Linked DNA regions of Homo sapiens: regions 2, 3 and 4 are each linked to region 1. A link is a loop called in an ENCODE intact Hi-C map of the cell type or tissue named here. Cell type or tissue: Caco-2. All regions are shown on one strand.

Region 1 (2,500 bases):
ACAGGTCTGGTTGATGAACTCCCTCAGCTTGTATTTGTCTGGAAAAGTCTTTATTTCTCCTTCATATTTGAAGGATATTTTTTGCTGGATATACTATTCTAGAATAAGATTTTTTTCCTTCAGCACTTTAAATATGTCATGCTACTCTTTCCTGGCCTGTAAGGTTTCCACTGGGAAGGCTGGTGCCAGACACATTAGAGCTCCTTTGCATGCTATTTGATTCTTTTCTCTTGCTGCTTTTAGGATCCTCTCTTTGTCCTTGACCTTTGGGAATCTGATTATTAAATATCTTGAGGTAGTCTTATTTCGGTTAAATCTGCTTGGTGTTCTATAACCTTCTTGTACTTGAATATTGATATCTTCCTCTAGGTTTGAGAAGTTCTCTGTTATTAACCATCTGAATAAACTTTCTACGCCTCTCTCTCTCTACCTCCACTTTAAGTTTAATAACTCTTAGATTTGCCCTACTGAGGCTATTTTCTAGGTCTTGTAGGCATGCTTCCTTCTTTTTTTATTTTTTTTTCTTTTGTCCCTTGTGACTGTATTTTCAAGGAGCCTGTCTTCAAGCTCACTAATTCTTTATTCTGCTTGATCAATTCTGCTGTTAAGATATGCTGATGAATTCTTCAGGATATGAATTCCATTTGTCAGCTCCAAAATATCTGCTTGATTCATTTTAATTATTTCCATCTTTCTGTTAAATTTATTTGATAGGATTTTGAAAGGCTTCTCTGCGTTATCTTAAATTTCACTCAAAACACCTATTTTGAATTCTCTATTTGTAAGGTCACATATCTCTATCTCTTTGGCATTGGCCACTGTTGCCTTATTTAGTTTGTTTGGTGAGGTCGTGTTTTCCTGGATGGTCTTGATGCTTGTGGATGTTCACTGGTGCCTGGGCATTGAAGAATTAGGAATTTATTGCAGTCTTTGTAGTCTGTGCTTGTTTATGCCTGTCCTTCTTGGGAAGGCATTCCAAGTATTCAGAGAGACTTGTGTGTTGTAATCTAAGTCTTTGGTCACTGCTCGTATATCTTCATTAGAGGGCATCCCAAGCCCAGTAATGCTGTGGCTCTTACAGACTTGTAGAGTTACTGCCTTGGTGATCTTGGGTAAGATCTGGGAGAATTCCCTGGATTACTAGCCAGGCTCTTGTACTCTTCCCTTATTTTCCCCCAAATACAGTCTCTCTCTCTCTGTGCTAAGCTGCCTGGAGCTGGGGAAGGGGTAACACAAGCACCTCTGTGGCCATCACCACTGGGACTGTGGTGGCTCAGACTTGAAGCCACCACCGCACTGGTTCTTGCCCAAAGGCCCACAGTGACCACTACCTGGCTACCTACCTATGTTCACTCAAGGTCGCAGTGCTCTATAATTAGCAGGTGTTGAATTCAGCCAGGCTTCTGTCCTTCCCTTCAGGACAGTAAGATCCCCCTGGCCCTGGGCAAACCCAGAGATGCTATCTGGGACCAGGGCCCGGAGTTGGAATCGTAGGAGTCTATCTGGTGCTCTATTGTACTGTAGCTGAGCTGGCACCCAAGCCACAAGACAATGTCTTTCCCACTTTTTCCTCTCTTTTCCTCATGCAGAAGGAGTCTCTCCCCTATGGTCACCACCATCCCAGGCCTGCAGCAAGTACTGCCTGGCTACCACTGATGTTCACTCAAAGCCTACAGACTCTTCAGTCAGCTTGGGGTGAATGCTGCCAGCCCGGGGTCTCTCCCTTCAGGGCAGTGGGCTCCTCCTGGCCCAGGGAAGGTCCAGTGATGTTGTTCAGGAGCCACAGTCTGGAGCTGGGGATGCCAGGAACCCACTTAGTGCTCTACCCCACTGTAGCGAAGCTGGTATCCAAGGTACAAAACAAAGTCCCTTTACTTGTCTCTCTCCTTTCCTCTGCAGGAGTCTCTCTCCATGGCCACCATAGCTGAAAATGTGGTGGGTCACATCTGAAGCCAGCACAGCCCTGCGTCTTACCCAAGGCCCACAGCAAGTACTGCCTGGGTACCAGTGATGTTCAAGGCCCAACATCTCTTTAGTCAGCTGGTGATGAATCCTGCTAGAACTGGATCCTTCCCTTCAAGGCAGAAGGTTCCCCTCTGGCTCATGGTGTGTCTAGAAATGTAGTCTAGGAGCTACAGCCTAGAATGGGGGGCCTCAGGACTCTGCCTGATACCCTATTCTACTGTGGCTGAGCTGGCATCCAAGTTGCCAGACATAGTTGCCTTTACTCTCTACTATCTTCATCTCAAGCAGAAGGAAGGAATCTCTCCCAGAGTTGTAAGCTGCATTGCCTAGGGTTGGGGGAGGGTTGATGCAAGTACTCCCTGGGCCACCCTAGCTGGTATCTCATCAGGTCACGTGGACCCCAAGTCAACTGGCTCTGAGCCCAGCATAACACGTGTCCAGGAATTACAACCCTTGTGGCCTAGACTGCCTTTCAAGTTTACTTATGACCCCAGAGAACTTTAGCTCATGGTGGCAGGGTTTGCTGGAATTGGAA
Region 2 (2,500 bases), 280 kb after region 1:
GAAATATTTGCTCAGTCAAGAGTTTACAGCCAATCGTGAGACACCTGAGATGCATGGAAGACCTGTGACTTTCCCTTCTTTCCTCTAAGCCTCAGCATTTAGCACTTCTCAATATACCCTCAATGGGGATTAATAGAGGAGCAAAAAAGAAAAGAAAAGAAAGGACCCTGAACTGCAGTTAGGCCAGAAAAGACCACAGCTATATCTACATCCCTGCAGGGATTACAGGATAACAAGAAACCGAGAGACACAAGAACTGACAAGGGAGAGATGAAAAGGAACCCCGTGACAGAAGGCTGGGGGAAGAGTGATGGATAGGGTGGAGTGCAGAGCAAGGAAGAGCAAAGGCTGAAACACTTAAACAAAGGTGACAGAGGATAATGAAAAATGTCTTTTCAAATACCATATGCAGCACAGTTCTGTTAGATTTACTTTATATTTGAAATATGCCCTAAATTAGAAATATCTTGATAATTTAGAGACTCTAAATGCAAGATAGAAGCAAACACTGATAATGCTATTATCTTAAATATTAAATGACAGCTTTTCATACTTCACACTTCCATGATGTCTTTCTTACAACTTAAAAACATTCATTATTGAAGATGTCCACAAGCTATTTCAGGGTTCATAATTAAAATGCTTCTAGGGAGAGATCTTTGTAAGTGAACCAACTTAGGCTAAAAGTCATTTTAATTTTGGCAGTTGTCCTACTACTGGTTACCTGAGATTTGCTGGGGACAGGGAGATTGGTGATTGTGAAACTTGAACGTGGTCTGGAAGGCCCCTAACAAAATGTGTAGCTCAGACAAGAAAAGCGTAACCCTTATCAAAGAGGACCGTTACCATGTGTAGAAGCTAAATGCTCTTTCTGTAAGACTGTCACATCTGCTTTCAGTCCCCGTGCCAAAGGGTCAGAGCTCAATCACAAGCCTGTGGCCCCCCCTGCTGGTTAAAAGCCCATGCTCATTTTGTTACTTTACACTGAGCTAAACATTGCCGTCATTTCACACTTCTTTTAACATTCTATATGAATTTAATTATCATTTGTTTGGACTTCATTTGTTACAGAGTAGAGACAGTTTATTACAGATGTTCCCATTTTAGGTTATTTATTCTCCTCTATCCCCTCTGCCCCTCTAACCCCCAACCAGTTACTTCTCAAGATTCATCAAAGGCTTCAAGGTTCTTCCATCAACCCACCAGGCCTCAATTATTCTTCAATGCGGCTTTTTGATGAGAATGGCCAAGAAATTAAGAATCCACTTTCGCTGAAGAATGAGCAAAAAATTTGGGTCTCTTATGGTAGAGCATACAGGTAGGAGCAAGGGGTTTGTTTTCTGTCCTCAATCTTTCCAGGGGAGAGCTAATTTGAAAGCGGATTTGAGAAGTCAAGTAGCACCCTTCATGAAACATTTTTTATTTTGAATTCCAATAAAATTTTAGAGGTGTTTTTGCAAGGCAGTATTGTTGGTGGAATATGACATCTCCTTCTCTCTCTCTATCTCTGTCTGTGACTTTCTGTCTTAATGCCTTGTCATAGTTCTTGAAGTCTGCCTGTCAGCACAGCAAGAGGGATTTGTTCATGTCTGAGTAGTCACCTTAATGATAGCAGATGGAAACGCCACGGGGGGCCCAAGCCCATCACACTGTCATTGTCGCACACTGCCCTGACCTGCTTCCACTCCTCTATTTTTTTTGTCCCTTTTTAAAGGAGAAATGGATGGTAATTGAAAAGGATCTTAAGCAAGATTTATGAAGCTGTAGACAACATGATTCCCCACTATCTCTCTATGTTTTCACAAATAAAGTCTTAACCTTTTAAGCACCAATGACAGGACAGCTAAAGATAAATTGGTAAAGCTTGTAAGCCCTATCCTATCAAAGTTATATTCCTCAAAAGCACCTTACATTATCCCACAATAATTACTGGTTATTGCTGAGCATTGTGTAAATTTTTGTAGATTGGTAAATTCCTGCATAAAATTATCTGTGTTTCTGAAGAAAGAAAAAGGCTGCAGTATATAGGCACTGATGAGCTGGGCTGTTGTTTTCAATATCTAGGAAATTTATGCATATTTTGACAGAACACATCCAGATGAACTCTGAAACTGCTTGTCAGGAAACTTAAACACACTTCTCTATTTTTAATTTTTTTAGCTTATTATCTGTAGAACAGAATAAGGGAAAATAATTTTTCATATAGAGTATAACTGATCATATATTAACTATAATGAAAATAGCATAAATAAACCTAAATCTTAGCAAAGCAAGGGCTATTGGATTTGCTATATATTCAAATAGTTAAAATTTCGAATACTGAAACAAATGTACTCAGAAATCCATCAAGGTTTTGGAAGATGTTGCTAGAATAAGTTGTGGATCACATGTTACAAAATTTTATTTCATCTGTCCCAGATGAAATATTAAAATGCTTGATGATTTCTTAGGCTGTGTAATTTAGAGAATTAAAAAATCTCTAAGGAATGGTAAGTTTTTG
Region 3 (2,500 bases), 150 kb after region 1:
ACTATTCAGGTGTGCTCACAAAGCTTATGAGTCTTGCATGGGGGGTGTCTCAATATAAATACATCCTTCATGGTGGCCACTAGTAACGCAGGAATTGCCTCTCTAAGACTTAACCCAGGTCAGTTATAAATAATAGATGTTAAGAGTTAGCTCTGGTATTGGGGCTGTGTTCCAGGCAGTGTATTTCGGTTGGGTTGGGTCAAAAGAATTTTTTTCCCTTCTTTTCTTGCATAGTTCCTCTGCTTGAAAAATGCCTGCAAAATTCCATCACACCTTTGCGAGGACTACTTTGGGTCTCTAAGGGAGAAGGTTTCAGCCCCTCAGGAGCTAAGATGTACATCCAAGGAGTTCTTTTGGCCCTGTACCAACGATTAAAGTCTGCAAAAAAATATTATAAACAGGTGAGTCATCCCTCTTTAAAAATTTCTTTATTATATGTTTTAAAAATATACTTGGTTGTATAGAGGCAATGATTGGCTTTGTGTCATAAAAGAACTGTGACATGTATTTTGTGAGCTCAGTGCCTGTTAGGGAGCCAAAAATGCTGTTTCTGTAATCTCAAAGCCAACAATAATGGAGCTAATTGTATCTGTCTTTTGGTATAAGATGTCATATGTCTCATCTTTTCTTGCAGCGCATACTGGGCAAAGTGAAGGCAGCTTCTTACATGGAAATTCTATAGACAATTACTTTAAATAAGAGAATAAATAGCTCCTAAGTCATTTGAAGGTTGAAATGTTTAGCATTCTATTTTTTTCCAGCATAAAATCAGATTTATGGGGGCTAGAATACAACAAATCACATTCTGAAAAATGAAATCGTGAATCAACTTCATGTCAAGAGTAGCTTACTTCATTTATCCTTATTTAACTTGTCTGTTTCAGGAGTCAAAAGTATAGAAACAGAGTTAGTTTATTTGAATCAGGTTAAACCGGATTTTGTCCTTTAATTCCTGTGTATTTATTTCATGTTTGTATGTGTGTGGGTAAAGGCTGGTATTTTTATAATCATGTATAGGGACTTTTGATTTATCTTAAAGTAGGATTCACATTTGTAAAGCAGAATAACTGATGCCATTTATAACATAAAAATGGAATTGCCACATTTAAAAAATCCTCTTTGTACTTGGTTTTAAGAATCGAAGCACATGTTTTTACCAAGCTAAATGAGGACTAGGTTTTATATTTTGAACTGGGAGGTTCCAGTTTAGAACTGGGCTCATTATCCGAGACCACAGACTGCTGAAAAATGAATATTTTGAAAGCATCATGCTATATTATTCTCTGCTTGCAGAGAGGAAGGGGAGGTGGGAATGGGCTATCAGTCTTAGTGTTCACACAGCACCTCCTGCTGTCGAGTTTGGAAAAGAACAACTTGTATTGACTTTGGAATAAAGTGTTGTACTAAGGTATCCAGAACTAGCAAAAAACATCTTCCCAAGAAAACTTCGCAAAATGTGTTTGGTTTGTCTCGTTATATTCAGCAAATCCAGAAACAGGATTATAATTATCATAGATAAGACTATTCATAATAATACAATGAAAGAAAGAAAAATCCAAACGAATGTTCTTTATTAAGCCATTATATATAGAAACTAGTATAAAATATTTTATTGCATTTAGATTAAATTATTGTAGTTGAAATATTATTTAAGTTTTAAGATATCATGATATTATAAAATGGATCATGATTAATTGCATTACAATAATTTTTTGGAATTAATGTGGTTTGATTCCACTTATTGAAATTTAAAATTATTTAATGTTAGAAGAAATAATGAGACAATTCTCCAATTCAGGAAAAGCACTGTTTAAATAAAATCTAAAGACAAGCTTAAACATTTTCTAAGTTTTATTTCAAGTAAGGATGTTAGAAATAAGAAACATCCCAGAAATAATGGCATGTTTTTCTTCCACTGTCTTAAACATGTAAAATTTAAAGAAGTATAAATTGCTATACTAGATTTAAAAGAGCTCTGTGCATTGTAAGAAAAAAATACTTTCAGAATTACTTACTGCTTTCATTAAAAAATTCTTTATGACTCAAAATTGATGAAAAATATATTTTATTAAATATTAAATTATGAACAAAATTTAACATTTTAGTGTCTCTGTGATTGTCTGTTTGGGCAGTCTGTAAAGATTTCAACATTATATGAAATTTAAGAATATTTTGAAACCTATGCTCTTTGCCATTTCTCCTAAAGCTTTTTTCTTCCACTAAGTTGTAATAATTCATAGCTTTACATTCAGCAGTTTTAATATGATACTTAAGTTTTATTTGGAAATATAAAAATGAAGAAAAATAAGCAGAAGTTTGCTCATTATGTATTTTTATGTAAATTTCTGTTGCTTTAGATGTGCTCTATTTTATGTATGCTTGAGGTTTTCTTCTTTTGTAGTGTTATATTAAGACTTAATTTAAAATTATTTGAATGTTTAGAGAAGTCCCTGTAGTCATACCCTTAACAGACCATCAGTGCTTAGGTGTTAAGCCTGAC
Region 4 (2,500 bases), 150 kb after region 1:
ATTTGATTACTTAAAGCAAAATAAATAAACCAAAGTATTCTCCAATATTTCTTAAATTCTTGGGGTATTTTCTAAACTTTGGTAGTGTATTGAAAAACACTGCAATTTCTATTTATGTCTGAAGTTGTGGGAAAATGTTTTATTTCTGTAATTTTAATTTTGAAATGTGTATTTGAGCTATTTGTAGTAAATCATTACTTAATAAAGTTTGTTGAGGTTTATATAATTTTTGGCCCGAGTGATTTAAATTTAAATTTTTTTGCATGTATGTAGTCTCTTTTGTTTATTAATTTAAGCAAGTTAACTTTTTTGGATGCTGTTATATATGTTATATGTAAAAGTTCTATATTTGGCATATTGTGTTTAGCAATCTCAGGTACTGAATTTCTATTTCAAAAATTAGGTTTTACTTTTTAAATTGTAACAATATTGCAGATTTATTTTGTGGGCATATTATTTGATGAGGAAATAACCATCTAGCTTGAGTATATATTGTTTTTGCAGTTTAAAATTGAAATGTATTTTGTTAACATACTAAAACTAAGCTCTACCAAAGCACTTAGATTTTGTTTAAAAAATTGTGTAAGTTAATGTTGGCTCACTTTATCCACACTTTCAATAAGTTTGGTAATTAGGTATCAAACAATAGTATAATATAATTCTATCCAGAATTGATTCATCTCAAAATATGCTTGAATTACATTTATTATTGACAAAATTTGTTTATTGCATAAAGTATTTTAAAAGGAATCTTAGTATTTTAATTTTTCAAAAAAGAAGTGCTTGAAGTTTGTCTTTTCAGATCCTGTGTCAATTAAAATAATTTATTGGTTCTACATCATTGAATGAATAACTATCTCTATTTCATTTTCTGTATATACTTTAAAAATTGAGCTGTTTCTTTGACTTAGCCTTTCTGTGACAACACTTAAAATATTTCAGTTTTTAACAAACTTCCTAATTATCCTTTGAAACCTTGGAACAAAATCTATAATATATAAACATAATATACTATTAAAAACATGAAAATAGTGTGATAGTCATTTCGAGATGAAAACTACTTCTGAAGGTTCTGGTAAGTAATTTTTTTTAGAATATTAGGTTGTTTGTAGATTTGAGTGATTGTTGATTTTTTTTTTCCTGAAACCAAGCTGCATTCTAGTTACTTGAAGTATTTTAAGAACCTTAAACTTGTGTCTCTTTCTAAGTGTCATGCTTTGAGCAGGCCTAACATCAGTTAAATGAAGTGAAAATTGCATTCTTGTCTTGATAGAGATGAAAATGGATTTCTGGTCATGAAATAGATGTAGTTGTCACTTTTTAAAAAAGGTGTCAGCAGTTTGCTTCAGTGAGTAAGGTGCCAATTCAGTATGGCAGTAAACTTGTGATCTGAGCAATCAATAAAATGCTTCAATAACTTCTGCTTCATTACACTTATAATAAGAGGCTATAGATCCATGGCACATAAAATGTTGATAAAGAGGATATGTGGAGATCGACTGTGACAATTTTCTCAAAAGTACAGTAAGTGCAATATTGCCATCTAGAGTTTGTGCATAGGTAATTATTACAGAGAGGGGGGAAGTGACAGTGGAATAAAATAAGAAGTGATATTGAAATAGTGTTTATTTTCCATCATTTATCCATGACATATTTATCTTCATGGAACATTTCATTTGACTTGTCATAAAGCTGTTTAGGTCAGGAGAAAATTTTCAAATCTGTGTTTTTCTCTAATTCTCTTAGAATTATACTACCAAGTGTCAAATATGTATCTCTAGCTCAAAATTGAACTTTTTATCATGAAAACTATTTATTAAATAATTCACTTTGGAAAAAAATAGAGGTTTTTCTTTTTTACATGGTAATTCAGTTCTGTAAAACCAGAGAGCTTTATTGACATCTCAGCTGGGTGTCTTTCAATTAGAAAAATTATCTGTATTAATGTTAAACCTTCTCCAAAGAATAAGGGCCAACTTACGTTTCAAATGGTATTTTAAAATAAATATTTTTAACTTAAAAACTGCATCTCATAAAGGAAAGATAGACTTTTCTGCTTATGCAATTCTGAACATTTTGATGAAAAGTGAATTCCATTTGGGGATCATCTAGGAATATGTCTCCATCTTTATCAACATATTAAAAATATTAGTTATCACCTTACTTTTCTTGATTAATTAAAAATTATTTAAATTGTTTCATTTTATAATACTTTTTGAATGAACTAATATGGAAATATTTAAAAATCATTTATCCTCTGTACTTGTGACTGAATAGAAAATTTTATAAAAATCCCAATTTAAGTGTTTTAATTATAATACAGATAAAGTAAACTTAATATGGATACAGATTGACTTAACAAGGAAAGTTGTGTTTTTTTTTTCTACTCAACTCTCCCTTTACAGAATATGGACCATTTTTCTAAGTTTATAGAGGTAGGCACTTTAAGTTTCCCTGAGATGAATAATTTGGCATTAATATATTATTAATGCATTTTTTC

Evidence for each region. A loop is a pair of places that touch in the nucleus more often than their neighbours do. Peaks named below come from ENCODE experiments on the same cell type or tissue, not always from the same donor. Only the 100,000 strongest peaks of a DNase experiment are listed, where the experiment ranks them.
Region 2: it touches region 1 in a loop (13-fold over the local background); 3 of 110 quality-filtered maps call a loop at or near these places.
Region 3: it touches region 1 in a loop (19-fold over the local background); 10 of 110 quality-filtered maps call a loop at or near these places.
Region 4: it touches region 1 in a loop (9-fold over the local background); 10 of 110 quality-filtered maps call a loop at or near these places.

What each region holds. Positions count from the first base shown.
Region 1 is chr11:31,386,099-31,388,598 of GRCh38, reverse strand. The region is part of intron 2 of DNAJC24 (DnaJ heat shock protein family (Hsp40) member C24); the gene reads right to left. Among named protein-coding and RNA genes, the nearest start is that of DNAJC24, 17 kb to the right of the region's middle. In Caco-2, no CTCF peak of the experiment used is centred here; a DNase peak (open chromatin) is centred at 938.
Region 2 is chr11:31,105,615-31,108,114 of GRCh38, reverse strand. DCDC1 (doublecortin domain containing 1) reads left to right here. Exons shown (of 39, transcript NM_001387274.1): 13 at 1,155-1,318. Among named protein-coding and RNA genes, the nearest start is that of DCDC1, 260 kb to the left of the region's middle. RefSeq lists a silencer at 846-1,025. In Caco-2, a CTCF peak has its summit at 950 (motif pointing left); a DNase peak (open chromatin) is centred at 934.
Region 3 is chr11:31,239,351-31,241,850 of GRCh38, reverse strand. DCDC1 (doublecortin domain containing 1) reads left to right here. Exons shown (of 39, transcript NM_001387274.1): 9 at 235-401. Among named protein-coding and RNA genes, the nearest start is that of DCDC1, 130 kb to the left of the region's middle. In Caco-2, a CTCF peak has its summit at 1,342 (motif pointing left); a DNase peak (open chromatin) is centred at 1,350.
Region 4 is chr11:31,235,287-31,237,786 of GRCh38, reverse strand. The region is part of intron 9 of DCDC1 (doublecortin domain containing 1); the gene reads left to right. Among named protein-coding and RNA genes, the nearest start is that of DCDC1, 130 kb to the left of the region's middle. In Caco-2, no CTCF peak of the experiment used is centred here; no DNase peak of the experiment used is centred here.